6 separate regions of the Homo sapiens genome follow, and regions 2, 3, 4, 5 and 6 are each linked to region 1. A link is a loop called in an ENCODE intact Hi-C map of the cell type or tissue named here. Cell type or tissue: mammary epithelial cell. All regions are shown on one strand. Each heading gives the region's core, and the rest is flanking DNA. Links, peaks and the distances in the headings are about the cores only. Region 1 overlaps TENM2 (teneurin transmembrane protein 2). Region 2 overlaps TENM2 (teneurin transmembrane protein 2). Region 3 overlaps TENM2 (teneurin transmembrane protein 2). Region 4 overlaps TENM2 (teneurin transmembrane protein 2). Region 5 overlaps TENM2 (teneurin transmembrane protein 2). Region 6 overlaps TENM2 (teneurin transmembrane protein 2).

The links. Peaks named below come from ENCODE experiments on the same cell type or tissue, not always from the same donor. Only the 100,000 strongest peaks of a DNase experiment are listed, where the experiment ranks them.
Region 2: it touches region 1 in a loop (8-fold over the local background); 5 of 110 quality-filtered maps call a loop at or near these places.
Region 3: it touches region 1 in a loop (5-fold over the local background); 2 of 110 quality-filtered maps call a loop at or near these places.
Region 4: it touches region 1 in a loop (14-fold over the local background); 3 of 110 quality-filtered maps call a loop at or near these places.
Region 5: a loop joins it to region 1, with 3 times the contacts of the local background. A loop is called at or near these places in 2 of 110 quality-filtered maps.
Region 6: a loop joins it to region 1, with 3 times the contacts of the local background. A loop is called at or near these places in 4 of 110 quality-filtered maps.

Annotation. Positions count from the first base shown.
Region 1 is chr5:167,696,977-167,702,278 of GRCh38, reverse strand. All of the region lies in intron 4 of TENM2 (teneurin transmembrane protein 2), which reads right to left. Among named protein-coding and RNA genes, the nearest start is that of TENM2-AS4, 39 kb to the right of the region's middle. RefSeq lists enhancers at 1,985-2,690, 3,396-4,102. In mammary epithelial cell, for the core only: no CTCF peak of the experiment used is centred there; a DNase peak (open chromatin) is centred at 2,618; H3K27ac peaks cover 3,642 bases.
Region 2 is chr5:167,642,686-167,647,987 of GRCh38, reverse strand. All of the region lies in intron 4 of TENM2 (teneurin transmembrane protein 2), which reads right to left. Among named protein-coding and RNA genes, the nearest start is that of TENM2-AS4, 15 kb to the left of the region's middle. In mammary epithelial cell, for the core only: no CTCF peak of the experiment used is centred there; DNase peaks (open chromatin) are centred at 3,117 and 4,647; H3K27ac peaks cover 2,446 bases.
Region 3 is chr5:168,217,439-168,222,740 of GRCh38, reverse strand. TENM2 (teneurin transmembrane protein 2) reads right to left here. Exons shown (of 31, transcript NM_001395460.1): 25 at 3,742-4,616. Among named protein-coding and RNA genes, the nearest start is that of TENM2-AS1, 12 kb to the left of the region's middle. In mammary epithelial cell, for the core only: a CTCF peak has its summit at 2,769 (motif pointing right); a DNase peak (open chromatin) is centred at 2,780.
Region 4 is chr5:167,757,348-167,762,649 of GRCh38, reverse strand. All of the region lies in intron 4 of TENM2 (teneurin transmembrane protein 2), which reads right to left. Among named protein-coding and RNA genes, the nearest start is that of TENM2-AS4, 100 kb to the right of the region's middle. In mammary epithelial cell, for the core only: no CTCF peak of the experiment used is centred there; a DNase peak (open chromatin) is centred at 3,019; H3K27ac peaks cover 3,481 bases.
Region 5 is chr5:168,044,749-168,050,050 of GRCh38, reverse strand. It overlaps TENM2 (teneurin transmembrane protein 2), which reads right to left. Exons shown (of 31, transcript NM_001395460.1): 8 at 2,502-2,624. Among named protein-coding and RNA genes, the nearest start is that of TENM2-AS3, 94 kb to the right of the region's middle. RefSeq lists an enhancer at 1,565-2,322. In mammary epithelial cell, for the core only: a CTCF peak has its summit at 2,502 (motif pointing right); no DNase peak of the experiment used is centred there.
Region 6 is chr5:167,585,607-167,590,908 of GRCh38, reverse strand. All of the region lies in intron 4 of TENM2 (teneurin transmembrane protein 2), which reads right to left. Among named protein-coding and RNA genes, the nearest start is that of TENM2-AS4, 72 kb to the left of the region's middle. In mammary epithelial cell, for the core only: a CTCF peak has its summit at 2,930 (motif pointing right); no DNase peak of the experiment used is centred there.

The DNA.
Region 1 (5,302 bases), core at 156-5,155:
CATGCATGGAAGTTCAGATGTTATTTCATTTGTGTAACTGAATGAATGGGTGGGCAGAGTTAATAGGATTTGCTCATTAAATGCTTAAATCAGCATGTCATCAGTTATTATATTTGATGTAAACCTTTCTTTGGCGTTTCAGAGTGTTTCCTCTTCTGTATAAAAAGATGTCAATAATCCTTTTCCAGATCTTTTCAAAGGCAGGGAACACATTTTATAGTTCTCAATAGCTTTTGCAATCTTCAAAATGGTTGAAAATTCCTTGAATTGAATAAGCCTGATGGGTTGATTAAAGCAGGATATACCTCTACTTGCCAAAACAAATATTCTCTAGAAGGAACTGATAGAAAATAACATTTAAAGAGACATATTTACTTTTAGTATAGTTCCAGTTTATCACAACATGAACATAAATATCAATAAGGAAAGGTCACCTGAAAAGTTAGAAACTATCATTAAAATAACAAAATACTTATACAGCAATGCAGGCAGATCCTTTCCCAATGCAGACCAGAGAATAATACAATACAGTAATAACAACTACAATTTAGAGTTCCACTAACTAGGAATCAGGCACTTTGCCAAACATTGTATGTATGTATCTATTTAATGAACCCTTAGAACAATCTATGAGGTGAGGGCTTATTATCCTTCCTATTTTTCAAGTAAGACACAGAACCAGAGCTTCAGTGACCTGCCCAAATTATCACATGCAGTTAGTGAGAAGCAAAGTCAATGGTCTCAAATATTACATGTCACGAACCTATGTTGTTTTCTTCTTCTCACTGGAACGTGAGAAGGTATACAGAGTAAGAATGAGTAATTGCTACTCTATGCTAATTTCATGCAAAGTAATTTTAAACTGATGTAAAAAAAAAAAACAAACACCCAAAACCCAACATGACGATAATGCCAACATCACATGGTTCTACCTTTCAAACCAGTTCATAGATTCATAACTTCATGTTCATACATATTTAGCCAAGTCCAAAAGGTGCCTCATTTAACTGTGAATTTGCAACTTATGCAAAAAACCCACATCCTGCAAGAGTTGGGGGAGATGTAATGACTGGGAAAAAATGTAATAGCTAGAATACAAAAATTACATTTTCCATAGACCTCACACATTTCTTGTGTACATTTTTCTAGCAGCTGTTTAGAAAGCACTAGTGGTCACACAGATGAAATGTGGCAGTTGTAGCATATTAACATAAATATTTTTACCTGAATAATTCCTGCTGTTCTTTTGAAACGAAAATTAATTCACATATTGTTTTCCCTGGAGTTCCCCAAAAACTTGCTAGCTTTTTTTTTTTTTTTTTTTTTTTTAAGAAATATAACAACTGTGTGTACTGGGGCTGAACTAAGTATTATTTCTGAACGCAATTTTATTTTTTCAGTGCACGTTATACTAAAAGGAAGGATAATGGTACTGAACATAGAATCGATACACATTTAAATGGAATCAGTTTATCAAAACATACCACTTCAAGATGGACCGAATTGTGATATCCACAATCAACTGATAATGGTACCAAATCATTAACTGCTGGCTTTGAGATTCTTACAGAGAATAATTTCATATAACCCAGAAAAGCATGGCCATGCTGATTAAATTAGCCTGATTCTCTACCCTGAGAGAGGATGTTTACAGGGGCATAGGTGTACCAAGAGCAGTGAGAAGCAAGGACTCTGTGAGTAAAGTGTTCTGGGTTCCAATCCCAGCTCAGTCCCTTCCTGGCTATGTGAAGTCTGAACTAACCATTAAACGTTTAACAATCTCATAGGTCAGGCCACTGCACCACCTAAAGCTACCATGCATGTTAGTCTAAATGAATGGTGCCCCTTGGAGTTCTGCAGTGTACAACCTGAACATGCAGGCCCCTGCCCAAGGGTTGTGGGGATTCGAGTGATAATGTTTGTAAAACACTTGGCCCAACCCCTAGTACTTAGCAGGTCCCCAGAGAATGCTAGCTCTTAATTACTTTCATCTTAATGTATATCATGTATGACCTCTATCTTCACATTTAAATTCTTAAAGGACTTTAAAGGAAGTACTTTATTTCATGTTCCATCTGATCTCTCTATCAAGGGAGCAGTGGGATTTTGTAAATTTTTTGAGTCAGGTACTCTTTAAGCCTGTTCTATCTTTTCAGAGACACTAAGTGTCTTTGCAAATTTTTTTCTGTTTCTATGATATGGCATGTCTGTGAAGAGGTCTGAAGAACTCAAGATGTCCTCAAAAGTGCTATGTAAAAATTTTCCCTGAACCCCAATATATTATTGCATTTACAGAAGTGAATTCAGAGCCAGACTGATTGGGTCAAAGTCCAGCTCTCTCCATTTCTAGCTATGTGATTTTTCCAAGTCAGTTCATCTTTAAAGCCTCAGGTTTCTCATTTGCATATTAGGGAAACTAATACTTTCTACTACATAGGATTGTTGGGGCTTGTGGGGAACCTACTGCATAGTAAACTGTTCAGCAAAAGCCTGGCTCATGGTTGATACTAAATATATCATTGCTGCATTGTTACTAAGTGCCAGTCTGTGTCTCTCAACCACTGGAGGAGGGATGTTCGATTCAGAAGCCACTTAAGCTGCAAGTCAGGCCATAGGAATGTTGCCCCATAAACTCAGCAGGGTTCAGAATTCTTACAAAGATAATCAGCAGGGCAGGGCATTGTTCTAGTTCTATCTGGCTACAGCAGAGACATGCTCAGCATACTTATTCTGAGAACCTTAGCTGCTTCAGCTGAAAGTAAGGTGATTCATCTGTAAAGTAAGACTTGGGGATGTGGAAAGAGGTCTTTTCAAGTACACAATTCTCTGACTTAAAAATAAGGTAAAATAAGCCGAGATTTCGTTTGGGTGTTCCTTTTACATCTTTACTTACCCCTTTAGTTTTAGACACTAAACCTCTGGCCTTCCCTGCTTGATATTCATAGCACACTTTGCTGATGGATCAAATTATTCATTTTATTGGGCTTGGATGAGACTTCACATACTACTTAACGCAGCATTCTAGTGTGTTGAGCCACTATTAATCCTTCCAAATTTTAATTTTAAGGACAGGACATACTCTTTATCTCTGTTTTGTGAAGCATCTTACACATTTAGGACTATCTTCTGTGACAGTCATATATATTTCTTTTTACTAATCAAAGCCAAAAGATATGGCTGTCTTATGTTCCATTTTCTCTAGACTTTTATAACTAGCTAACTGTAGAATTAATTCTCAGTTCTAAGGGGTTTACACTTTAAAAGGAACTTCATTATTTCTTTTAAAAGTACTTATGGGGCCGGGCAGGGTGGCTCACGCCTGTAATCCCAGCAATCAGGGAGGCCGAGGCAGGCAGATCACAAGGTCAGGAGATCAAGACCATCCTGGCTAACACGGTGAAATCCCGCCTCTACTAAAAATACAAAAATTAGCTGGGCGTGGTGGCGGGCACCTGTAGTCCCAGCTACTCAGGAGGCTGAGGCAGGAGAAAGGCGTGAATCCGGGAGGAGGAGCTGGCAGTGAGCAGAGATCGCACCACTGCACTCTAGCCGGGGCAAAAGAGCGAGATTATGTCTCAAAAAAAAAAAAAAAAAAAAAACAAAAAACAAAACAAAACACACACACACACAGAAAAACTATTTATGGAAGCCATTCTCTGTTCTTCCCACTATGCATTTTCAAGCAATGGAAGGGAAAACCAAATAAACAGGCAACTGCAGTACAGTATATCTGTGCAGTGGCCACCCAGGAGACCAGGACCTGGGTAGGTGGGTCGGGGAGACATCCAGTTAATCTTGGGGATTAAGGGGCTGTTTTTAGGAGACCATTATGGATGACAGTGTTCTAGCACAGGGAACAGTGTGGAGCCTGATGGAGAGACAGACAGCATGGTCTGGTCAGGGAATGTCAAGTCACTCAGAACAGTAAAACATGGTCTATGACAGGCTGGGCTTGTGTGGAGACACATTTGAAAATAAACGTGAGAAAAATGAGAAGGTGATCTGAAGCCATCATCTTACAGAAAGAGATGCAGTACTTTGACCGGAAAGGTAGTTACGAAGGTAAAAACAACCAGGGAGTTACTGGTAAAGGAGAAACTAAGGAAAAGAGCTCAAGTTACTGCACATAGAGGCTGCCTGTTAAGGGTAATCAGATCTGAACACAAGATCAGTGCATACAATGAGTAAAGGAAAAGATAAATTTCTCTCTGTGGCATTTGGAGATAGATTTATTTTCTTGGAAAATAAAGGCAAATACCGAGCACTTGTTTGAACCCTAATAAAACAGAAATTTAATCACTTAGAGGGATACCTTGTCAGGCGATTATATTTCAAGTTCCCGATGACTTATTTTTCTTTGTTAAATAACCTAAGCATAACAGCTAGGGATGGTGATAGAATAGTAGGTCCACAAGATTATGAAATATAAATTTGACTTAAAATTGATAACTCTTGGCTGGGTGCAGTGGCTCACACCTGTAATCCAAGCACTTTGGGAAGTTGAGGCGGGCAGATCACCTGAGGTCAGGAGTTCGAGACCAGCCTGCCCAACATGGTGAAACCCTGTCTCTACTAAAAATACAAAAATTAGCTGGACATGGTGGCGGGTGCCTGTAATCCCAGCTAGTAGGGAGGCTGAGGCAGGAGAATCGCTTGAACCTGGGGGCAGAGGTTGCAGTGAGCCGAGATGGTGCCACTGCACTCCAGGCAACAAGAGCTAAACTATATCTCAAAAAAAAATTGATAACTCTTTCATTCAAAATATATGGATTAATCCACTGCAATGTGCCAGGCACTGTGATAAATGCTGAAAATAAAGCAGTGAACAAATTAGCATGGCTTCAGGGAGCTTATAATCTAGTCAACAGATATTAAACTAATGAACACAGGATGCATACGTGATTACAATTCGAAATAAGTCCTTATAAGGAAAAGTGAAATATAGAATGAAAGGTTCAAATCGGAGGAACTATTTCTAAAAGTGGGAGCCAAGGAGGGCCTTCTATGGAAGGGAAGTGCCTGCTGAGCTTCAAACAAGGAGCGGGTGTCATGGGGGACAGTGTTCCAGATGGAGCAGCCTTTCTCAGGCAGACAGGGGTTTTACCCTTGAGAGGTCATTCAGCACCATCCAGAGGCATTTTTGGTTGTCACAACAGGGATGACTGTGGTGCTATTGGCATCTAAAGACAGGCAAGAACCAGGCAAGTGTGAGAAACTGGAGGAGGGTAAGGGCTGGAAGGAAGAGGAAGCATGCGCAGAGGCCATGGAATGGCAGGGCTAAACTGTGCAGGGCCTGGTTGAC
Region 2 (5,302 bases), core at 134-5,133, 54 kb after region 1:
TCTGTACCCAAAGCTTTTACAGAGCTTGTGCCCCAGGCACTCTTTGAAACAAAACTTCAGGGCGACTTGCAGTGAAACTGTACCGAAAGATTGAACGTAGGAGATAAGTGAGAGGGAAAGTCAAGACAAGGCCAAAGTTTCTAAATTGGGAAGGGTTCTGCCAGTGTCTTGAGCTCAAACTATCTAAAACTGAACTTACAAGCACCTCCTACAGATGGGGGTCAGATCATGGGGCACCTCCAGGGCAGTCGTGCATTATTAATTTCCCTGTTCCTTGAGAATGTTTGCCCCTTGTGAAATAATTCAGTAAATGCTGAATGAATTCAGCACCTTCCCTTCGCAACATCCTCCTTTTCTTTTTTTTTGAGACTAAGTCTCTCTCTGTTGCCCGGGCTGGAGAGCAATGGCGCGATCTCGGCTCACTGCAACCTCTGCCTCCCGGGTTCAAGTGATTCTCCTGCCTCAGCCTCTCGAGTAGGTGGGACTACAGGCACTCACCACCACGCCCGGCTAATTTTTGTATTTTTAGTAGAGACGGGGTTTCACCATGTTGGTCAGGCTTATCTCGAACTCCCGACCTCAGGTGATGCACCTGCCTCAGCCTCCCAAAGTTCTGGGATTTACAGGCTTGAGCCACTGCGCCCGGCCATCCTCGTTTTCTTATGGTCCTGCTTTGTCAGTGGAGTCATCGTTCTCAACAGTCTCTGTCAATGGCTATTTTCTTGGATCTTTAACCCCACCGTGGATCCATCAACTCCACCAGCCTTCCCTCTGTCTGGTCGTTTCCAATGCTATTGTGCTAATACCTATATTTATGTCTCTTCTGCAGTCTACTTCTACCGTAATGTCTTAGGACTGGTTTCCTTATTCCAAGCCACCTTACATAGCATCATCAGAGTCATTTAAAGTCCCATCTTTGGTATTATCACGCCTCAACTCCTGGAACCCATGAGAGTTCCAAATTACCTACAAGAAATAAACAAGGTAGAGGAATTGTCCCACATCTCCAAAACCTATCCGGGTATTTAATGGCTTTTCAATTGCTGCGTTCTCTCCTTTCAACTGCGAACAACTGTTATCCTGCTTTAGAATTTGACCCAAACTTTCAGAAAAGATGGAAGGAGCAATTGGCTTGAGTTGAATTATAGCTGCGTCCTTTTCATGAGCCATCTGGCTTGCCGTAGTCTTTCCACTCCCAATTATACGCCTAATGCTGGGGTTGAATGTCTATGACTTTTAAAACTGTACTTGTGCTATTATTTTTCATTTGATAAGATGGGGGGACATATGGAATTCTCCCTATGTCCCCGGGTTGCTATCACAGCCAGTCTGGTTCACGCATTGATATTACCTGCCTAGCTGAATTTGTGTCTCTTGCCCCGTAGCGTTTGTCCAACTGAAGCAAAGCAGGATCGCCACCAAGAAAAAATTAGTCCCAACAACACCTTTTAGTACCAATTGTCTCATATTCCGAGGTTCAGCTTGGTTTCCTCAGAACTACCTCTTATATTTTTATATTTCTCTTTCCTTTTGGTATTTTAATGGAAATAACCGTATTTCCACAGTATTTAATAACATCTTTCATAAGTAAGCCAGTGCTTCAATAATGACCCATTTCACTGATACCATCAGAAAATAATACCCAAGGATAATAACACAAACCTTTTGCAGAAAAGAATAGTTACACAGTGAAACCCATTACCTGGAGTGACACAGGAAAGGATTTTTGTTGTTTTTCATATATATAAGAAAACAACATATATATATATATATATATATATATATATGAAAACAACATATATATATATATGAAAACAACATATATATATATGAAAACAACATATATATATAAAAACATATATATGCACATATATATGTGTGTGTGTATATATATATGTTGTGTTGGAGCAAGAGACACAAATTCAGGTGTGTACTGGAGCTAGGTGGGTAATATAAAGTGAACTAAGCTGGCTGTGACAGCAATCTGGGGACCTGGAGAGAATTCCATATTTATTCTCATTTTATTATAAGAAAAATAATAGCACAAGTGTAGTTTAAAAAGTAATAGACACTCAAGCCCAGCATTAGGCATATAATTAGGATTGGAAGAACTATGTTGTAATATATGCATTACATATACATATATAGGTGTGTGTATATATTTGCCTTTTGTTTTTCCTTTTACATATAGCTCCTTCAGAAATAACCTTTGTGAAAAGATAAAGATATCAAGGTTTGACTTTTTGACCTTTCCTTCTCCAAACTAACATTGATAGCATACTGTGAAACTCTTATTTACTGGATAACATCCACTGAAAGTCTTACGAAAAAGCATCCTTTAAAAGTGCTGTTGTCTATTTCCCTTTAATCCTTCATGTTTACTGAAAAAAAAAAAAAAGGAAAAACTAGAAAGAACAAATTCTCTGCTTTCTAAATTATATGTCCCTGACAAAGGGAAAGGAACACACAAGTGTTTCCTGTAAAGAACACGAAAGAAGCCTCCGAGATTGAGGGGGATTTTCTGGTGGATTTCCAAACTGGATTTTATTTTTGCTTGCTATGAGTCCCTGTGGCAACTCCACACCTTTCCTCCTCCACCCTTCCTTTGCGTTTGAACATTGCTTTTTCCTCACTTCTAGCACCTGTTTCCATCCCAACAAGCAATTTGCACTGATTCCTCCTTCACCCGGTCATGAGTCATTATAAGAGATTGGGAAAATGAAAATTTGATTGTGCTCGAGAAAAGACACCTGATGTTAGAATGTACTTCTCATCCTTTAGATTAATAGACTAAGTCCTAAGAGGTCACTTGACTTGTTAGTGTACAGTCATGCACCACATAATAATGCTTCAGTCAACTTCAGACCCCATGTATGACAGTAATCCCATGAAATTATAATACTATATTTTTACTGTACCTTTTCTGTGTTCAGATACAGAAATACTTCCCATTGTGTTTCAATTGCCTCCAGTATTCAGTACAATAACATAATAACATGCTGTACAGGTGTGCAGCCTAGGCTATCCCATACAGCCTAGGTGTGTAGTAGGCTATACCAGCTGGATACATGTAAGTACACTCGCATATTCCCACAATGATGAAATCACCAAATGACACATTTCTCAGAACATATTCTTGATGTTGAAAGATGCATGACTGTACGTCACTGAGTACCAGCAGGAGTGAAAGGGACAGGTCTTGTGCCTGTCATTTTGAAAGACAGTTTAGTATGATTGTTAAGAACCTGGGCTGTAAGATTACACAGAGCTAGACTTAAGTCCTGGCTCTGACACTCAGTTTTGTGATTTTGGACAAGTTACTTGACCTCTTTGAGCCTCAGTTTGTTCATCTGCCATATGGGAACAATGGTAGAAGCTATGTCATGAGGCGTTTATCTTATTCCAGCCTCGTAATGTCTGTAGCAGAGTGCCTGATACAAAATAGTAGCTACCATTTACTGAGTGCATGTCACCACCTTTACTATTATTGTTTTGTCATTACAAATCCACCTACTGACTCTTTTTCAACACTCTGGAATTGCTTGAGTCTTGAAATCCACACCATCCTTGGAAGGACTTCTCTCATCCCAGGGAAAGAAAGAAACATTTGCTACACTTAGAAGAGAAATTGGGAAAAGAGAAAAAGCCACATGTTATGTGAGAATAACAAGGGACTCAGGTTGCAAAGCACATTTATGCTGCTTCAGGAATTTCATGTGAAACACCTATTACCAAGTTTGTTTAATTTGCTTAGTTAATAAACTTTATAGGACCCATTTTTATTCAACATGTGTACTGGAAGCTTTTTTAATGTAATTTCTGAGTCCACAGTGGCATGCTTTCCCTGAACATTTATGACATTCCACAACTCAACTTCCAAAGAAGCCCATTATGAAAATAAATGGATCCAGGTGGATAATTTGAGAGGGTAACTATATTGCATGCAGCAAAGACAATATGTAAATATTGCAGCAATCCTTCTGATACAATATTAGAATATGAAAAAAATGAAATCAGCAAAACTATGCGATACTGAATTAATTTACTTCCAAATATTAAAAGTAATGAAGCTCCTACTTATTTTCAGATTCCTATGACTCATCTCAATACTATGATAATTTTTAACTCAATTGCATTACTTAACACGTATTTGCATCATAGCACCCTCCAAATGAATGCCTAGAACTTTGTTTTTTAACCACAGTTGGCCAGAAATTGCTTTTATATTTCCACCATTTAGGGTTCGAATAATCTATTGTGAAATTATTATTTCTAAGTGATGTAGGGAAGCCAACATTGACTTGTTTTCTTCACAAGATGAACAAATGAATGAGAAAGAAAGTGTAATCAGGCAAGTGTTCCTGTGTGATCCAGAGAACAAAACTTGACTCTGAATCTGGATCTTAGTCTTCACTGGAAATGTGTTACCCTTCAGTTTTTATAGAGGTATAAATAAATATTCATTTATTTATAGCCTTTTTTATTTTTAACAGAAGCAGTTGGAATATTATTCAGCAGTGGAAAAAAAATGAACCACTGACGCAGGCTACATCATGTTTAAACCACAAAAAAGATTACACCAAGTGAAATAATCTAGACACAAGCGACCGCATACTGCATGATTCCACTGGTAGGAAATATCCAGAAACGGCAAATTCCAGAAACGGCAAATTTATAGAGACAGGAAACAGATTAGTCATTGCCTAGGGCGGGGTGTGGGAATGAAGATTAACTATAAATGGTCATGAAGGATCTTACTGGGGGGACAAAAATGTTCTAAAACTGATTTGTGGTTATGGCATTTCAGTAAAGTTACCAAAAATCATTGAATTCTACCCTCAGATGGACAATTTTATGACATACAAAATATACCTCTATAAAACTGTTAGAAAACCCAGGAGCTGTAATTAATACATAGATGATTTAACAATAATTCCAGGGCAGGCTGTTTGAGAGAAGCTTTCTGCTGTGGTGTCATTACAAAGTCACATCCCCTTTGCAGTGAGCGGTGGGAACATCCGCTGAGCACTGTGGCATTGCTGTGTCCTGTGATTTACATGTAGGGGCAATTTCCAACACCCTCGTCCAAAGAAGACATGATCCCTGCACTGTTCCCCTTTCTCACATACTATATCCACACAAACATGCTAAGGGGGGCTTGGTGTCTATGCAGAAACTTAGCATGCACATGCAAATGATATCAAGATTAGTCCTTAATTTCTTCTCTGAGTTCACTGAGTTAAGCCAAGCATTGCATTTCCTCCACTGAAGAATTCTGTATGTCCAATCCTTTTACAATTCT
Region 3 (5,302 bases), core at 63-5,062, 520 kb before region 1:
GAGTGGAGAAGGAGAGAGTATAGGGAGTAGAGAGTGTAATTTTAAGGACAGTACTGTTCTTTTCAGGAATACAGATGCATCTTCCCTAGTCTGGGAACTTAGCAGGCATGATAGGGTTTCCAAAAGGCATTCTGTATCAGCTCTATTTCTGCCCAGCTCTTCACTTCCCAGGACAAAGAGGAGAGAGAGGCAACTTTTAAAGGGGCCCATTCCAGCCTTCATGAATTGCATGGCAGCTTATTCTGTAAAATCACTCTTGAACCCCACACCATGGGAAGTCAACTTCCATCTTTTCCTTTGATCTGACATTTGCCCCTTCCCCAGTTGCTGGATTGGGAGAAGGAGTTGAACATGACTAAAGAGGCTCTTTATCATTTCTGTCTTCTGGAGGGCCTCTTTTTAAGGGTGATGTGTTTTTCTGCCCCTCTGAGCCCGAAGTTTGCTAAGGCAGACTCTGCTCCTGCAGGGGATGAGAGACCAGCAGGCAGCACTGGGAGGTGGGAAGAGAGCAGGAGAAATGCAAAGTGAGGTATTAAAAAGACCTAATGTGCAAGCTGCATTCTTCAATTCTGCTTTTCCAAAATAAGTCTCTATCTGTCTGACTCTTGTATCCACTCTACAGTTAGTTGAGTGAAACCTGAGGGGTAGGAAGGAGACAGAGGTGTGCTTAATAATTCCTCTCAAATCCCATTAGCCTATACTCTGAGTTAAACTTCTATATGCCAAGCGCTTTGCTAATTTCTAAAAATGTATTATCTCAGTGGATTAGCACAGGGCTCCTGTTGTTAATTTGCATTTTTATCCCCATGTAACAGATGAGACATTGAGGCTCAGAGAGGTTAAATAACGTGTCCAACGTCAATCAGTAAGCATGTGGCAGAGATGGACTCCACACCCCTGTCATCCTGGTCCTAAGACCTAGGAGCTTTCTGGTATAAGATGCTGCCTTTTGGGGAAGACTGTGAAAACCTGAGTTCCCTCAGGGATGAAACTAAATCAGGATACTTCTTCTATCAAGACCCAGTGGCCTGCATCTGGGGAAATCTTAATTCCACGGTTGGATGTCCTGGAAGTTTCTGGAACTGGCTGATCATAAAATGGGTCCAGGAAGATTCGATAGTGTTATTTTTTCCTACCCCTTTCTCTCTCCTGCTTCCAGAGTCATTGATAGGCTGGTCTTATTGAGTTACATCTTCCCAAAAATTCAGGGACAGTTCCCATGTGGAGTCTGAAGGTGGAGTTACAAATTCCATTCATAGCCCTGCTTTACAACGCTAGTGTGCAATGCAAAGAACGCTGGGCTTGGAGATCTGGATTCCAGTCCTGCTTCACTACCAACTCCCTGTGTGGTCTTAGGGGAGTCACTTCGATTCTCTGAGCCTCAGTTTCTTTATCAATAAAATGGGGATAATCAAATCCATATTTAGACAGTCACTGTGACAACACGGCAGATAAATGGCTTCTGTACCTCATGTTCTATGCAGAAAAAAAAGATATGGCCACTCTTCTCACCTATAGGGGGATTTGTACTCTGCCCCCTGTAACAGAGTGGGAAGAGAGGAATCCCCCTAAGGAAGCTCTCACTGAAGGACAAATCATTTTCTTTCTTTCTTTTTCTTTTTTTTTTTTGAGACAGAGTGTTGCTCTGTCGCCCAGGCTGGAGTACAGCTGCGTGATCTCAACTCACTGCAACCTCCACCTCCTGAGTTCAAGTGATTTTCATGCCTTTGCCTCCTAAGTAGCTGAGACTATAAGTATGCACCACCATACTTGGCTAACTTTTGTATTTTCAGTAGAGATGAGGTTTTTCCATGTTGGCCAGGCTGGTCTCAAACTGCTGGCCTCCAGTGATCCTCCTGCCTTAGCCTCCCAAAGTGCAGAAATTACAGGCATGAGGCATCACTCCCGACCAGGACAGACTTTTCTAGTAGCCTCACAGCCTCTGTGTGGTTTTCTTCATCACCCTTTCTCTAAAGTTTTGGCTAAGGCTATGCAGTGTTGGTCTTGACCACACTGCCCTGACAGGAGGTGAAGTTATGTCTGATTTTTAAGTTGGCTGTGTGTCTTCCAATTGGCTGATCATGTGCCAAAAGTGCCATAAAACAAAAAGAACTCACCATCTTTTCAGGTAGAAAAGAAAACCCTATACATTTGAACCCCACAATGGAGAATTTGTGATCACTGGATTTATCTACATTATGAAAAAAAGGGCAGCTTATCAAATTAAGATAAAAAAATTCAGTTTCAATGTAACTTCTGAACATTTTAAAACACAATTACGAGTCATGCCTATGTTTTCATTAAACTAGGGACACTTTCTGGAAAATACTTTCCCTTTTAGAGTTCAGATCTGTGGATGCACTTGAACCCAAGCTTCTTTATGACAGTCTGTAAACCAGGCCCAGTTCAGGCTGGCCTCCCTGAGAGGGATGTTTTTTCCCCCTCTTTCAGGAGAGCCAACAAATTGTTTCTGAAATGCATTAGGTCTTTGGTTGAAACTGTCAGAAAGGAAGATGAAAATCTCGGAGGTGTTTGGGTGAGTGTATAGCTTCAGCCTAATTCGGTATGAGAGCCAAGGACAGCACTCGGATGGTACCCTCGAGGGCAGAATCACTGGCTGGTAAAGTTTGATCAAAACTACAGTGTCCTGAAGGGTATTAAGATGCTTCAGAAATCTCAAGCATCGTTAAGGTGCTTGAGAAAGAGTTGCCCAAAGAAGAAAGTCAGAACCAGGGGAAGCAATTCTTCTGCAATGCACTAAATATCCAGCAGGTGGCAACAGCTTCCTTTTACATTCTCCCAAGACCATTGGCATACAAACAGGAAGTAAACATTGCCGGGTTTAGGAATGATCAACAATGAGGTTTTCTGTTCTCCCTCTTGTCCCCCGCTTTTTTTTTTTTTTTTTTTTTTTTTGCTGTGCCAACTCTCCCTAACTTAACTACATTCTGAGCTAGCAGCAGCATCCAGACAAAACACAAGCAAGGACTCCAAGTACACAGGGGTTAACACACTCCTTCATCACCTAGGAGAGCCAGATATTTATAAATTCTGCTCCAGTCTCAGCCAGCCACTGGGAGAATCATGCCTAGTAACTTCCTCCAACCAGCATCCCACCATTAGTACCTACAGCAGCAGACACTTTGACCAAGAACTGCCTGCAGGAGCTAGGAAAAACAGCTTTTTGCAAAACAAGCGTCAGGACTATTAAGTATGAGATAATTGTTAGGGGAAATATGACCAGCTCTCGCATCTTTTAATATACCTAATGCTTTATCTGTATCGATCTGCTTCTGCTAAGGAGGAAATTCAGAGTTTATCTACCTGTCTGTGCAATCAAGTGTGTTGCTGGACCTATTGGCAAATTACAGGAACCCCACTGGGATCTTGCCTTTTAGATTCTAATTTCCGCACCCATGGCAAACTTGAATAATCAGCAAAGTTAATCAACATTTTACCTCCCAGGTGCTGTGCATGTCCAATATCCTGAAATTTGAACGGCAAGCAGGCAACAGGAATTCCCAACTCTAGTAGGGAGGATGCTCAATATCAGAGATCCATTAGAGCAAATCATTTCAGAGTCAGGGAGAGGGGACATGAATGTCTTGAGGCCATAAGACATCATTAAAGTTAGAAAGACAACGTGACAAAGCAATTTAAAAAGCTACACAAGCGACCCAGTCCTAATGCCAGCTAGGGCAAGGGAAGGGCTCTTCAGAGATGCTTTACAAACCCACTTACTCATAGAAAGTCGTCCATCCTGTTTCATCGCTCTTGGTGGCCAGGAGCCCAGTGTTGCCATCATAGGTCATGAGACCAAGCTCCAGGTTCTGTGTGGACACGACTTTGAGGCCTCCATTGGTGCCCACGGTGAGGGTGATGATCTGGTTGTCAGGCATGAGCAGGTGACGGGGCATGCCACTGCTGTCCCGACGGATCTTCAGGGAATTCCCATTATTGTCAATCAATTCAGTGACATCATTGTCAGTACTATATGTGAAATTGTACAAGTACTCCCCTGTCACCAGGCTCACAGTGTATTGGTGGATGCCATCAGCGTTGAAAACATATAACTCCTGCTCTCCGGGGGATGCAGCCTCATACTGGTTGAAGGCATTAAGAACAGGCTTGTTCTTGCTGACCGCCCTGATCCGAATATTTCCAAGGTCTGCAATGTAAATGGTACCATCTGGAGCTACAGCTAAGGATGATGGGGAATTCAAGATGGCATCAGTCGCGTAGGCATCATCTCCTGAATAGCAGTTGCAATTGACATCGTTTTTGCAGTCGCAGTCCGAGGCTGCCCCAGCTAAAAGGCAGATCTCCCCGTTGGTTGTTACCTGGCGTAGACGGTTAATCTTCTTCTCATCTGTCTCAGTGATGTAGAGGACCCCAGTGTGAGAAATGGCAATGGCACTGGCTGACTCCAGGGCAGAGTGAATGGCTAGTTTGCTGAGTGAGTAGTCAATGCCAGGAACTTGGCAGTGCATGGGGCGTCCCGCAATGATGCTGACTTGGTGGTTCTCGGTGATTCGAAGGATGACATTGTTCTCTAGAACATACAAGGAGTTATCCATGGGATTGACAGCAAGGTCTGTTGGCCACTCCAGACGAACCTGTGGATGACGTGGTATCAGATTAAAGAACAGCCTTTAATATGTCCAACGTTTAACCGTACGGCACTTACTGGTTTTATATATCTAGGAAAAAAGACAGCTTTTTAATAACACATTGTATTAGAAATGCTCTTCATTGAACCAGCTGCTCATTGCCCATGATGAGTGGGTGTGATGGAGAAGAAGAGATAATATAATATATATTTTCTACCGTGTCACCTGCCATGACCAGAACAGGCCATCAGCTCTACCTATGATGCTGCTTCTCAGCTCCAGATGGCTGGACCAGCATCAGAGCTGTTACATATGGTTGCACAGGTAGTTCACTGCACAAGAGACCATGCCATCCAGCCCATACTCTGCTCTCCAAGCAGACGCCTACGGAAGCTATGTACATTTAGAGGCGGCACCTGTATCTAATTCACAAAAAGGAGCCATGTGACTTGGAAGATGGCTCTGATCCAAGGGGAGCCAAAGTGCAGGCTCTCCAGCAAACTACAACTTGAGTGTCTGCTTTAAAAAATAAACGGAACCGAACGCATCCTTCCTCTATGGAATTTGAAATAAAAATCTCAGTAGCAAGTTGTCTGTTGTGGAACTTGAGCTGAAATTTATGAGGCTCGCCAAGGGTTGAAAAGGCCGTTATAGAAAGGCTGAACGTATATTCCAGGCTGTCTGAGAACAAA
Region 4 (5,302 bases), core at 180-5,179, 60 kb before region 1:
GCACAGAAGTGAACTGGCACAGCAAAAGCCTTTCTGATAAGCAGAGATCAATACCAGGAGAATATCTAAAATTGGCTTTTCATGCCTAACCTCACCATTGCCAACTGACAACCAGAGCACTGCAGACTGGAGCACCTGCTTAAATCACCCAGGTTTTCACATGGGCAAGAGAAATAGACGAAAATAACGAGAGGAAGGGAGGGAAGCATCTCTCTAGAATATGATTGGCCATCACAAATATTATGTGTTCTTTTTGATCCTTAATGTAGTTTAGTCTACCTGATAAAGAAGCTTTGATGCTTTACGCAGTTGAAAAGCAGAAGATTAGACATAAATAAGTTCTCCCACACCTAAGAGTGAAACAAAGGTCTTTGGGGATGTGCAGGAGGGGATCTTTTGTCCTCCTAAGGAGCCAGGGATATTCTTAGCTCACTTGTAGAAAACCTTAGAGCTGCGTATCCATGCACGTGCACGTGTGTGTTTATATGCATGTATGCATGAGAGAGAGAGAGAGGAGAGAGAAAGAGACTAAAAATTAGTCACTTCACTTTGATTTTTCTTCCAAAGAGCCATCTGAGAATCAAGAACTATGTGTTTCTCAACCTAGCCCCAAGTCAGGCAGCGCTTCTGCATGTACTTAATTCTTTCTAGCTGAGGCGCTGGTTCCAATGGCACTCCTAGCTCGTTGGTTGAAGCTTATTGATGATTCAAAGTTGAGGAAACTTTTTCAATCAGCGATATTGCTGGAAGTGGCCCTTCTGGCACTACCTCTGTGCTTCTATCTCTGGCTCAGCAGATACATGATAATTGCTGAATGTGTCTATGGAAGGAGGAATGGCAAGGCCACAAGAGCTCTGTACAGCTGCTCAGAAGCTTGGGGAGTGAAGTGAGAAATTCCAGTTCCCTTGGAGGGCCTGGGGATGAATTCTGTGACTTCTCATTAGGCCTGTGGTCCTCAATCCATGGTCTGCAGAGCCATTTGTGGGTCTGTGTAAGTGCTACTTGATGGTTTTCTTTTTATGCTTTCAACTTAATAATTCAAAACTAAAACAATGACCAGTTAGAAAGCAAAACTTCCCTTTTGATATTTTCCCTTTTAATATTTGGTATTTTGATAGAACATGATTTTAGGATGATTTTTTTTTTCTAATAGCAGTCCATATTTCTCCATGTGGAGAAATATAATATTGGGTCTTTTTTAGAGGTTGAAGAATTTCTTGGAGTGGCCTCTTTGGGACACTTGTTTCCTCGTTTATTCTGCCTACCATGTATCAGACGGCATTCTGGGTTGATGGGGTAGATCAGTGAATAACACAAACACGTTTCCTGCCCTGGTTGAGCTTATATGTTAATGGGTAGAGGCAAACAGACAATCACATAATCAATAATTACATAGCATGTTAGAAACTCAAAACAAAAAACAAAAGTAAAAGTAAGAAAATAAGCAGGGGAGAGGAAACTGACAGTGAAGATGGTGGATGAGACAGAGGATGATCTTTATTTTTAAACAGCTTGCTCAGAGTAGGATTCATTTTTACAAAAGACAGAAGAGGAAAAGCAGAAAGTTTAGATAGGAGAAGGCATTCACTCACTATCTTAGTCACCCGTAGACCTGGACATTTCCGCCACAGAGACATTTAGTGGGTCACTTGTTGGGCAAGGACATGGACATTGCAGCAGGACATGAACAGAACAGTAAGGCCAGGTGCGGTGGCTCACCCCTGTAATCCCAGCACTTTGGGAGGCCAAGGTGGGCGGATCACCTGAGGTCAGGAGTTCGAGACCAGCCTGACTAACATGGTGACCCGTCTCTACTAAAAATACAAAAATTAGCCAGGCATCGTGGCACGCGCCTGTAATCCCTGCTCCTCAGGAGGCTGAGGCAGGAGAATCACTTGAACTTGGGAGGCAGAGGTTGCAGTGAGCCGAGATCATGCCATTGCACTCTAGCCTGGGTGGCAGAGTGAGACTCTGTCTCAAAACAACAACAGCAACAACAACAATAACAAGGCAGCTGCTTGTGGAACCTGTTGTTGACACTTACCTATTTACAAGTCCACCTAAATCAAACTGGCTGTCCACTCTAGGGACAATTACCAATGATCAGAATCAGGCCAACAATAAAAATTCTAATAAAGGCAAAAGAGAAAACAAGGAGAAAGGGAACAAGTGGGAGAAGCCTCGATTGCCTGCAATTGGATGTTAGGGCCTAAGTCTAACTCACAGAGGCCACAGAGCACCATGCACTTCCTCCTATGTCCAATGCCTTCCAACAGTGTATTAAATTCTTTCCTTGCCTGACCTAAAGTAATAACAGAAAGTGTCACCATCCTGAACAACAAAAGATGGGATGACTTAATTTCTCTTTCTTTCAAAGGCATGTGACAGTGCCCTATTTAATGATAGAAGAGAAGAAACTGGTTCTAGGTAAGAGAAGCCACAATTTATTGCACCCTTAGGAAGACCAGGAGCAAAGCCATTGAGGATAAAATGTACCATGCGGAGTTTTAACCAGTGAAGAGCTGGGCATAGCATTCCACTTAAATAAGTCAGTTCAGAAATTTAGCTCCTCTCTCCAAATACCTACAGTGACTACCCAGAGATGTAGAGCTTAAGTACAGCCACCGCTCTAGTAAGCTCAAGTAAGACCATGCTCAAGTATAATCAATTTCACATTTCTGAATATTTATCAAATATGCAAAAGAAAGAATCAATATCTGAAAAACAGAATCTATGTTTTTTTAAAAAATCACACCTTATTTCACACTTCGGAGCTAAAGAAATACTGTCTCCAGGTGGGGTTTGTCAGCACCTTTGTAAACTAGCTCTTGCATAATTATTGTTGTAGGAACATCCAGGCTCATGGCTGTATCTCTCAACAATAGATTGATGGGGCAACAGCTTCCATGGCCTCCTCCCAGGTCAACCAGCCAGAAACTGGACACCTACCCTGCTGGAAGGGGGCTGATTCACAGCCCTCCCAGGTGGATTAGAGCTTCCTGGCACATCCAGGCTTGTCCATCATGATGTTGTCTACATTCCTTTCCCATCTCTCCTCACGTCCCTCTGGTGACTCATATATACCCCCACTTACCTGCACCTCCCCACTTCCCCTGTAACTCTTCAGTGTTCCTGGGAACTGATGACTTTATCCTCATGAAATTTTATGACAGCGTGCAAGGCTTGAGAAAATCTGAAAATTTTTCCACTTACAAAATCAGAGTCCTGATAAATGTTTCCATGTACAGAATGTGAGTCCTAACAAACAGCCAACACTCATAAAAGCTAACATTTATGGAGCACTTACCATGTGCTGAGCACTTATGAACATTTAACACCCTCATATGTGCTAAGTTCTTTGAAGGAACTGATATGATTTAATCTCCACAATAGCCTTATTGTTATGAAAGAGGATACTGAGACACAGAGAAGTTAAGCAACTTGCTAGTTAAGTAATCTAGTGTCAGAACTGGGATTTGAACCCAAGTAATCTAGTATGTGTCAGAACTGGGATTTGAACCCTAAGCAACTTGCTAGTTAAGTAATCTAGTATGTGTCAGAACTGGGATTTGAACCCAAGATGTTGAGTCTATGTTTTTAACCACTGCATGCTACTGTTATCTACTATCAAAATTGTGTGTTTATGAAACAATTATTATTTATTCAAAGTATCAAGGTATCCATAGTAAAAGCAGTATGGTGGAAAAGCAAATAGAATAGGGTTAAGGAGACAGAGAACTAGCTGGGCTATAGTTTTAGCTTTAGCTGTTTCTGTATCAATCAAGGTCCTAGCATGAAAGCAGATGACACCCAAACCTGGCAATATGAGAGAGTTTAATAAGGGGACTATTTAAACAGTTGTGGTCAAGGTTTCTGGAAATCAGAAGTTATGTCAGTGTGCATGGCTCGAGAAAATCAGCGAATTTTTTCACTTACAGAACCAGAGTCCTAATAAATGTTTCCATGTACAGAATGTGAGTCCTAACAACCAGCAAGTGCTTATAAAAGCTAACATGCAATGATCTAGAGCTAAAAAAAAGTGGAAGTGATTAGAAGAATCCAGAAAGAGAAGACTGTATGGAGAGGGCTACCTGGGAATGTCTGTCTCAGATACAGAAAAACAGCCTGCTATAGCACAATGACAAGGAGGAAGCTGGTAGGAAGTGCTCCTGCCTCTCTCTCTTCCAAGCTGGTAGGAAGTGCCCCTGCCTCTCTCTCTTCCACCTTCTATCTTCTGATCTTCGATCTCTTCCCATTGAGCCAATCAGCTAGAGGATAGAGCACCCACAGATCCAGTCTATAGGGTCAGCTTCCAAGGCAGAGAGCAAGATATTGATGGAATGAAAGAATGTGAAGGACAAACAGAAAATATGCAGCACAGTCACCATCATGGTAAACTGGGACAAATCTCAGCCTCCCTGGGAACTGATTTCTTGGTCATCATAATGACACTATAGGGACCACATGCAATTTAGACTGCCTTCCAACTCTGACACTGTGAGGTTTTATGAACCCACCCTCCATCAATTTCCTAAGAGATTTTCAGGATTACTTTAAAAAGGAAAGTATAAAAGACAACCCCACAGTGCAAACTCTGGTAGATTCTACATCACTTTGCACTTATGTATTGACAGATGCATGAAGGCAAACTGTGGCTGAGGTGGAAGGGCATTTGTCCATGCCACAGGGTAACCAAGGCATACTTGAATGCTCTAAGAAAAAGACTTCAGAATATTAAAATTGTTCCAACAAAGAATTCTTCTAATGTGAAACCCCTTGTTCTCTTTCTGAAGCAAAAGAAAGGGTATATGAGATTAGAGAAATGCAAATCAAAACCACAATGAGATACCATCTCATGCCACTTAGAATGGTGATCATTAAAATGTCAGGAAACACCAGATGCTGGAAAGGATGTGGAGAAACAGGAACGCTTTTACACTGTTGGTGGGAGTGTAAATTAGTTCAACCATTGTGGAAGACAGTGTGGTGATTTCTCAAGGATCTAGAACCAGAAATACTATTTGACCCAGCAATCCCATTACTGGGCATATACCCAAAGGATTATAAATCATTCTGCTATAAAGACACATGCACACGTATGTTTATTGCAGCACTATTCACAATAGCAAAGACTTGCAACCAACCCAAATGCCCATCGATGATAGACTGGATAAAGAAAATGTGGCACATATACACCATGGAATATTATGCAGTCATAAAAAAGAATGAGTTCATGTCCCTTGCAGGGACATGGATGTAGCTGGAAACCATCATTCTCAGCAAACTAACACAGGAACAGAAA
Region 5 (5,302 bases), core at 166-5,165, 350 kb before region 1:
TGGGAGGATTGCCTGAGCTCAGGAGTTTGCAACCAGCCTGGGCAACATGGTGAAACTCCGTCTCCACTAAAATACAAAAAATTAGCCAGGCGTGGTGGCACATGCCTGTAGTCCCAGCCACTCTGGAGGCTGAGGCAGGAGAATTGCTTGAACCGGGGAGGTGGAGGTTGCAGTGAGCCGAGATTGCATCACTGCACTCCAGCCTAGGTGACAGAGTGAGACTCTGTCTCAAACAAAACAAAACAAAAAAACAAAATAACATTTTGTCTGTCACATAACTTATTTGGAAAATATCTGAACTAGTAATGTTATATGACTTCTACAACAACATTTTCAAAAGCATGTTGCACAGGAGGGGAAAAATTCTGGTCTTTCCAAAGACACAATGGAAAGTGTTTCTTCATTTGTTAATTTAGAGACGCATACTCTTGTACTCTTAAGATTTGTTCTATGGGTGTGGGATGCAAAAGCTGGTGGGGAGCAGAGGTAGAAATAGAGGCTTATCACAAATGGGAGGAGTGCTTGATCTTGACCTTAATTTACGGAGGCCAGTAGAGATCACTAATTCCCATTTATGAAGGACACTACTCGAAAAGCATTGGCATATAATTTCAGAATGTATACACATATAAACAATTTCTCTGTGCCCAATGATAGAATATGCATATTCATTTCACATGTGTGTTATGCATTCTTCTGAAGGGATGAGGTGCTGACTTGTAGATTAAAGGACATTTATGGATAAAACGTGACGGAGACCCCATAAAGTGGAGTTTCCAAGGGCAGCACTATTGTCATCTTGAAAGGAGATAATTCTTCATCACAGGGGGCTGTCCTGTGTATTATAGGTTGTTTAACAGCATCTCTGACCCCTATCCACTAGATGCCTGCCATGCCCCTTCCAACTGTGACAATCAAAATAGTCTTTAGACATTGCCAAATGTCCTCTAGGGGTGCAAAAATGCTATGACTAAGAACCATTGCCCTAGATAAAACTGAAGGAGCAGACAGTGTCAAGTACTGGAGGTGACCAGGTTTCAAATCTGAGGTCAATACATTTGGCTCTGGGCTTTTTGGTCAGTTAAGGCAGAACATGGTCAGTTAAGGCAAAATATACTTTTCAGTTTTAGGTCTAGTTTAACTTACCCGATTATGGAAAGCATATAATTTCATCCTCAGATAAAACTTTTTCATGCTTACTTAAAGGTAATTTAGTGTTATGATTATGACAGATGAGTACAGCGATTCTTAAAGACTGGATAAAAAGACAAAAAAGTCATCCTCAAAGCATTAGGACAGCTCTGGGGAGGATAATTGAAGCAGCATTAGCATCTCAGGATGACTAATGTGCACCTCTGGGGGCAGATGAATTCTGGAATCTTCTTTGTGGAAAATGACTGCTTGAAGGAAAGCTCCAACCTCCTGCCCAAAGATGCACAGGGCACAACTCTGAGTCCAAATTTGTACCTATTTGAGTAAGTTTCTATACCTTCTGGTCCTGAGTTTCTCAGAGAGATTTTTCCTTCCTTTAAAGTTGTTAAAGTTATACAATGCTAAGCCTGGCATGCAATAGGTGCCTAATAAATGCTGCTTCCTTTCCCTTCTTTGAAATATCCCTGTAGGGTGTTTCCGAAATGTGGGGGTGAAGTGGCTATAGATGCTAAAAGGCAGAATGGAAATTTGCATGTTGGAGAAATCCTTTAATACAATCTCTCCCTTGCGATTTCCATCCCGAATTAAGCATATCTCACTGCGTGCCAGCCTGGCTAACCATTCCATTGGCTGCTCTGTCTTAATTGCTCCAGTCTCCCCCACCCCCACCCTATGGTTCTGTTTTCTCTCCTCCTTCTTAGCACCTTGTTAGCACCTTTTTTTTTCCCTTCAAGGATACAGTTGCCTGATTGCTTCAATAAACATTTCTATTGTCCCCTTCACTGTTCTGAGAAGAGAAGCTTTGTTGCCGAGTTGTCAAAACTCCTTTCTATTCTCCCCCAAAGCACAGCAGCTCTGAGCCTTTCTCTTTCATGCCAAGCCAGGCAGCTTCCTCCCCAGGGAGGCTGCATGTCTCCTGGGAGAGGGACCCAGTCTGATGGCATGTGCTGCCTGCTGCTCTCTGCCTTCTGATTAGGCAGGACTTTCTCCTGCTGCTGCTGCTGCTGCTGCTGCCACTCCAGCTGCTGCTGTGGCTGCTGTTTCTGCACAGGCCCTGGGATGCTTTCAAGTAGCTCTGGACCATGCCAGTTGCTGCAGATAGCATAGGTATGCACATTGCTCTGAGCAGGCACTGTGCCAGCTCTGAGTGATCCAGCCAAACACAGCTAACAGACAGGAACAGCAAACAGCTTTTAATGGGGGCACCTATGAAAGGCAATGATTTTTCCCCCCGTTTCTTTTTCTTTTGGCATACCTTCCAAGATTTGGATTAGAAAACCTGAACCAGCTGGCGAGAGCTCAGAATTTTCCTGTGACCTCAAGAGGGCAAGCAGCAGCTGTAACCTCACCTTTGCCTCCAGATGGCATTGTTGCCACATCATCGTTTCCTGGTAAGCCGGTCCTTATCCCATTGTTAAAGGTGTGCCCATCTGCAGGCTGGAGTTGCCAATTGAGTCCGAGCAGATGCATTGCTGCAGGAGAGACAAAGTAATGAAAATATGAATAGATAATTCAGCAATGCAAATGTCAAGGGGGAGGGCCAGGTGCCCTTTTCCAAGCGATTGCCTTTTGAGGAAGCTGCGTCAAAAATGGCTTGCCCCAGGCCACAGGGATTAGCTAAATACAGAAAGCAGAGACCTGGGTGGTTAGGTCTCCCCTTCTGGCGCTGCTGCTCACAGTCTCAGGGGGAGAGGATCCCTTACAGTGAGCGGAGGAGGGAGGAGAAAACACAGCCCAGATCTTCCAAACGGTGCCACCATGGAGGGGAAAATGGCCCTTTCGAATCACTGTAAAGAGTGCTGCTCTACCACATCCATCCTTTTCTACACTCTGGACACAGTTGCTTTTAGACTGTTAGTCTAGGGGCATTGACAAGGATTGTTTCCCCAAACTATACACTCACAAGTAAATCAGCTTCAAAGGAGGCTACCCGAATAGTACCTGTTTGCTGGTACCTGTTTGCTGGTACCTGCTCTGAACTATCAGTGCAGCCAGCAGCATCTATAGTGGTACTGGCCCACCTCCCTAACTATTTCAAACTTTTAGAATATTTTTCCTTTCCACTCCTCTTCATGATGAGTGGATACCTTTCAGCACATTGTAGAAAAAGCTTGGGGGGTTGATGGTGGAATGGGGTCCTTTTCTGAAAACATTACTATTCTTTCTGTCTCTGTCGCTCTCACTTTAGCAGAGTATGGAATGAAACAGAGTTCTGAAATACTGCCTGTTCTTTGCTAAGGAACTGAGCACGTCTGAAGAAGTCTTGACTCCCATGGGCACCCCAGGCCTCCAAACAAACTTCTGGTCTTCCTTGTCATCCTGCCTGTGTCAACTCCCCACCATGAGTTTAGCAAACTTAACACAACCCTATCCCTGATGGTTCTTGGTGAGTTTTTTCTACTGAGTGGAATGAAAAGCAAACCCTAAACACCTGTATTCTTTCAAAGCCCTTATCTAAGAGATGCTTCCTTTGAGAATAAGTAAGGAATTTATTCCCCTGCATGTCTCTCATCCAAACGATGTCTGGCATTTCCACTGGACACAGGTTGACACTGTTGCTACATTCCTACCACCGCAGGAGAGAAAGGGCTGTTGACAGGGAGACGTTTGGAGTCTGATGTGGGGATGGGAGAAACAATTATCTGCAGGGAACACAATTAACAATGCTTAGGAAATTGTTCACACAGCAATTAATTCTGCATGCCTACCACCACGTAAAGTCAGACTGCATTCTATTAAGGTTAAAAACCTATCTTCAAACAATACAGCTCAGATTGATGGCCACAGATGAAGGTGGCAAGGTGTCCGTGTGTGTGTGGGTGTGTCTGCTTTTCACTTACACTCTTCTCCATCTTAGAACCATGTTTTCTTTCCTCTAAAGTGAAAGGCCCACTGTTACAACTTCTTGAGATGATAAATAGTAATAAGAGTAAGTGACATTTACTGTACACTTTCCATCAAGGTAACACCTAATTTTCTCCTGCAGTTTGTCCGTTATATGTAGGTCACTCACTTGAAGAGACCAGATTCCATTGCCTCAAATAATGACATATTTTCACTATACAGAGGTCAGGAAATGAGAACTAATCATGGTGGCTTCAAGATAACGATAGCTTCTGATTTGTAATTACCAGGTGAAGGGAGCCAAGGAATTAGCTATTTTAAAATAATTTTTTAAAAAAATGATACTATTGGGTTATTGAAGCTCGCCTTGGGCCAGCTGCAGCTGCACTGGAGGTGCGGTTCTTTCAAGGAGGGTCTTAAGACAGACACTGGCAGGTACTGCAGGTGCCGCTGGAACCCAGGCCTAACAAAGCTTTGATTTCACGTCTATGGAAGGAGTGGTGGGTCCCATCAGGCAAAGATGACAACCTCCCCAACATCCCATCTCAAACTCTTGTCAAAACTGCTCTGCTCTTATAGCACTCAATCTTGCCACTGTAAGGTGCAGAACATATTGCAACCATCAGCTTTGGGAGAAAAGGAAGCAAACAATCCCCTAATGTTACTGAACAGGAAGAGACATCCCTGCAACTGTGTTTCCTCTGTTTCCAAGGATGCCTTCCCTCTTGCCTCCCCTTCCCACCTTTTTCTTTGTTTTGGGTTCCATGGCATCTTTTTATTTTTATTTTTTAAAAGTATCCTGAAAATAAGAAAACTACAGATGAGGTGGAAAGGGTTAGGGTCAGAGTACACCAGTAACTTCTCAGACAACTCCCAGGAGTGAGAAGAAAAATAAGAAAGTGAGATGGAGGTGGAGAAGGGGAAAAGCCAAATCTGCTGAACATGAGACCTGTCCTTCCAAAAGAAGCAATGCAACAAAAATGAAACTCAAGTTTGGGCATATTTTCTGTTGTTGAACTGAACATTAAGTAAATAAGTGAGAATTATATCTGGGGTATAACCACCTTCTCTTGTTTTTTGGGAGCGTCTGAAATAGGTTTTTGTTGGCACTTTTTTTTTTTTTTAATCAGCCATTCTTTCTCTCTCACTTGAGTAAGAAAACGAGATGCTCTCTCTGGCCGGTGGGGAGGGACTAAAGTGTCCTTAGGATAAAGACCCCAGGGAGCTGTGAAGTAAATGAGTTTCCTGACTAATGAGAGCCCTATTTCTTATTCTGCTACTGATTTGCTCTATGGCTTGGGCTGAG
Region 6 (5,302 bases), core at 81-5,080, 110 kb after region 1:
AGAAAGTAGATGTGGGAGAAATTTCTTACATCATTGTATGCAAATACATAGGTATTTAAAGTACAATTCCAGGAAGAAATGCCTGATTAAGACAAATCTAAGAGAAGTGGGTCAAAACACAAAACCCACATATTCAAAATGGAAAACATGTTTTATTGGAGAGCAAAGAAACAAAAATGAGACTAAAAAAATACCTTACCAAATTAAAGAGACTCAAGTTAAAGAGGAAAAAAATACTACTGAGGCATGGCACCATTTTTCTGCTTTTCTACATACACATACAGATACAACTGAATAATCAAGATGAAAGTTAAGCAAGACATGCCTGGGAGAAAAAAAATAAAAAGGAGTGGTTCTTCTATTACATTAAGCTTACTATAAACTTGCAATAACAAAACAGTATAGTAACAGTGCAAATATCTAGTAATGGATTAACCATTTAAGAAACTAGATCCTCATGTCACACACACACATACATACATGCATTTCTAAAGTAACTTAGCAAGTTAATGTCATTATAACATTATTTTTTAATTGCTAGGAGAAAATATAGTACGCATTTATTGAACCTTATAATGGGGATTTTTTTTAAAGCTGAGAAACAATTCAAGATATCTGAAATAGTAGAAGAAGACCTTAGACCTTACTACATCAAGATTTGAAATATCTTCATATGAAAACAAAACTGATTTTCATATGAAAAACAAAAAACACTATTTGGAAAAAATATTGGCTATGAATACAACAAGCAGAAGTTTCTTATATCCTAAAAATATTGCAATCTGACTTTTTTAAGAAAAATGTAATCAAGCAGAGAATTCAGTGGTAAGTAAATCAAGAGATAAGCATAAAACTGTAGAATAACTAAAATATAAATCAAACAAAGTAATTACTATTATTACTTATTACATAGACAAAGATGGTAAAATGATACATCAAATTATTCAAGCTTTTACCTTTTCACGGTAGCATTTCAAAATAATTTTACTTTTGTTTGTATATTGTTTCCAAATTCTTTTAAATAAATATATTATTATAGTTTTATAAATAAAATGTTAAAGAAAGTTATTTTTAAGTATCATGGAATTTGTAAGGCATACACATTGATAGAACATTAATGTAAAGTTTTTGAGTGCTATTTAATGCATAAGAGAATTTCCACTGTATAAGAATGAATGCAAGAAACAATCTTTATTTTTTAAATATTCACCTGTTTAAGTGGGTTAAAAACAAACAAACAAACAAACTTGGATGGGATTATGAATAATTTTTATTCTCTTCAATTTTTTTTCTAAATTTTCCAAATTTTCTGAAAGAGCAATTCTACTTTTATAGTTTAAAATATATATTTTTAAAATATGCTAATTTCTATTGCTATCATAAACTTATTGGGGAATATTTCCACAAAAGCATTGGATGCAATATGGTACAAAATGTGGCACTCAGCATTCCTGTGTGCTCTACACAGTTCACACTTATATTTGAATTCTGACACATGTTTAAAAAATAAAACTATTAGTGTTATGCAGAGTCCAATTTCTTTACTACTAGTTTGATAATATTCAACTATTGTTAAATAATTTGTGTATCATGCATTAAGGGAACACTGAACAGAGACAACACATGAAAGGTTGTGTGGCTTTGTGACAATGGTAAATATATCATTCTCTAATGGAAACCTAAGTATCATTAATTTTTTTTTTTTTTTTGAGACAGCCTCCCTCTGTCGCCCAGGCTGGCATGCAATGGCACAATCTCAGTTCACTGCAACCTCCACCTCCCATGTACAAGTGATTCTCATGCCTCAGCATCCCAAGTAGCTGGGATTATAGGTGTGTGCCAATAGACCCAGCTAATTTTTCGTATTTTTAGTAGACACAGGGTTTTGCCATGTTGCCCAGGCTGGTCTCGAACTCCTGACCTTAAGGGATCCGCCCACCTCAGCCTCTCAAAATGCTGGGATTATAGGCGTGAGCCACCATGCCTGGCCTGTCATCTGATTTTTATATTTCTTGGAGATCTGAAGGGAAGTTCCAAGAATAAACAGACAAGATGAATTAAATGGGTTCCAATCATAAATGAAAAACAGAAAGCCACATTCCACTTGTTGAGTAACCAGAATCCCTCATATTGTCCTTTGCAAACCAGTAATTCTACATAGGTTCTATCTACATGTCATTTCCATGAGTTCAGTAATTTTCTGCTAATGGTCTTTTGTATATGTGCTGTTTTTAAAAGATTATTACTTCAGTATATACTTACAGTAGATTTTATTTCTTTTGTTGTTGTTTTGTTTTAGCTTCCCAAGTGATTGTGGGAACAGAAATGGATTTAAAAAGTAGTCTGTAACTAAGTAACTAAGTATCAAAAGAAAACAATATCCCTTAACAATGCTTATTCATATCAATTCATTTGGATGAAAGCTAATTGTATTGGTCACTACATAATTACATTCTAAAATGAATTTCACACAATACACCCATTGATGGAGAGAAAGAAATGCTCTCACAGTCTGTGTAGAAATATAAGTGATACCTCAAATTAAGGAGAAATGTGATGCACGAATATTCAATGCAGATACACAAACTACTATTATATATAGACCTAAGCACTGTCACCAGGCTTAGCCTATTAGCCATAACCAGGTGGACAATCAAGATATTTTGAATACGGAGACAAGGAGAATTCCTCTCCAATCCAGTTTTCTATTACGTTATCCAGTGGACATTTGCATATTGCAGTTATGTTGCACGTTCATGTCATTTATGATGAAACATATGGAAACTTAATTCTCTGAGAAGGTGAACAGTGAGCCCTGGGAATATCACTCACTTTCAACAGATTGAAATGGTCTGATCACCTCCTGCCATTCCCAGTCTTTTCTGAGTGTGGTTGCCTCTTTGGATCTCAGCATGTGATTCCCACTAATGGCAGCAGAGGGAGGTGCTGGAGCTCTAGGTGAACATGCTTGTGAATTAAAGCAGACCTTTGCAAACCACATGGCTCACGGGCTAAGGGGGGAAAAAGAGGAATTTCCCAGTCCCAGTAATGCTTTCTGACATATAAAAAGGGAAAATAGTTACACCTTTCACTGCATCACTGTGGGAAACTAATTTGTTTTGACATACTGAGAAGTAATCTGATGTTCGTATTTATTCCGAAAAAAGCTGTATTAGCTAAAAACAAATTTCATGAATAAAACCACGGATACATAATCAGACATGAACATCTACTGAGCATGTTGGAGATGTAGGGAATTAACTATTGCTCATAAACTTCTCTTTAAAGGAATCTAATTTCTATCACTTTGAAATCTTTTCCAATTCTTCTCTCTAGCACCACCAGCACCCAGGACACAGCTGTCTCCAGGAACACATGGAAACATTATACCCAGAACACTAGTGTGCATTGATCCGACCCACTGGTATCATGCTTCTCCTTCCAAAAGGCCTTATAAATGATCTTGAATGAAGAGCCATTTCAATACTATTCTTGGCACAATGACAGTCACTGAAAACCTTTCTGAGTGACAGGCTGTTTCACAACAAGCGGACATACTACCTTATTTGTTTATCTTCAGTTTATGAAAGGCTAATATTGAAAATTCTATTTAAACCCAAGAATCATCGAAATACTCCCCAAACTATTCTGGCTGGGAGAAGCATAGAGAAATATATTGGGCCTTAAAGATATAGAAAGAAAGGGGAAAAACCCAATGAAACCTCAGTGAGTGATAAGGGAGTTGGAGTTACAAGTATTAAAAGAGATGAATTGCATTAACCCCTGCCCTTCCCCATTATATTCACTGCCCACTGGAAACAACAACAGAATTACTAAAATCCCACACTCTCTAATGGGATGGTAATAGGATTCAGAGGCCATTAGGGTAAAGGCAATCCATATTTTACACTGTAATAAGCTCAGACTGAAGATGCTGCACCCCCTCAGAGCCCAACAATTACTAATTAACATTAACAAACTTACATGCACTTTCCAAATTGAAAAATAAACCCAAGTTAAAAGTCAAAGGTCTATTTTTTCAACAACTTAGATATTTTTGTGAATAAAAATCATCTAACTAAATTGAAGAAAAATTCTTTCTTTACTCTGGTATTGATTATTACTCATTCCAGAACGCTTTGGAAATGAGGGATACTGTGATTGTTATAAGGTGGTTATAATTCTCTACTAATAGAATACATTTGCTCATTGGCAAGTACGTTCCATTTTTTAAATTACCTCTTTCCCTAAAATATTTTCTTATTCAAGAATAAATATAATAAACTATCCTGGGTATTATGAGTTTGCACATAAGACATAGGAGTGGATTCAACAGGACACCCTGGAGAAGGAAAGGGAGAGTGAGACAGAAATGAACAGTCTGCTACCATCCTCAGGGAACCAAAGATTAAAGGAAGGAGGATATGTCCCAAATTAAAAGAGAAATTACAGTTATACATTGAAATCATTTAACATGCATATTGTCAGAGGAACAGTTAACTGACCAGCCTTTCATGTTTATTACTACAGTAGTCCCTCCGTATCTGTGGGGCTTGGTTCCAGGACCCCCATAGATGCCAAAATCCACAGATGCTCAAGTCCCTCAAATAAACTGGTGCAGTATTTGCGTATAACCTACATACTTCCTCCCATATACTTTAAATCATCTCTAGATTACTTGTAATACCTAATATAATGTAAATGCTATGTAAATAGTTGTTATATCACCTGTTTTTTTATTTGTATTATTTTTATTATCGTACTCTTACTTTGTATTTTTTTGTTTTGTTTTGTTTGAGACAGTCTCGCTCTGTCACCCAGGCTGGAGTGTAGTGGTGCTCACTGCAACCTTGACCTTCTGGGCTCAAGCAATCTTGTGACCTCAGCCTCCCGAGTACTGGGACTACAGGTGTATGTCACCATGCCCAGCTTATTTCTTTATTTTTTGTAGAGATGCGGTTTCGCCATGTTGCCCAGGCTGGTCTCAAACCCCTAAACTCAAGTGATCCACCCGCCTTGGCCTCCCAAAATGCTGGAATTACAGGGTGAGCCACCGTGCCTGGCCTGCTTTTTTATTATTCTTATTTTCAGTATTGTCAATCTATGGTTGGTTGAATCCATAAAGGTAGAACTCAAAGATACAAAGGGCTGACTATAATTAAAATAAAAATTTTATTATTTGATTAACATTTTTATTCTATTATTATATAAATAACTTCTAGCATGACTCTAAGGTTGTTTATGTCTTTGTGTAACATAGAAATACAATGTTTTTAGGAAAATATCTTGATTGATAAGTTCT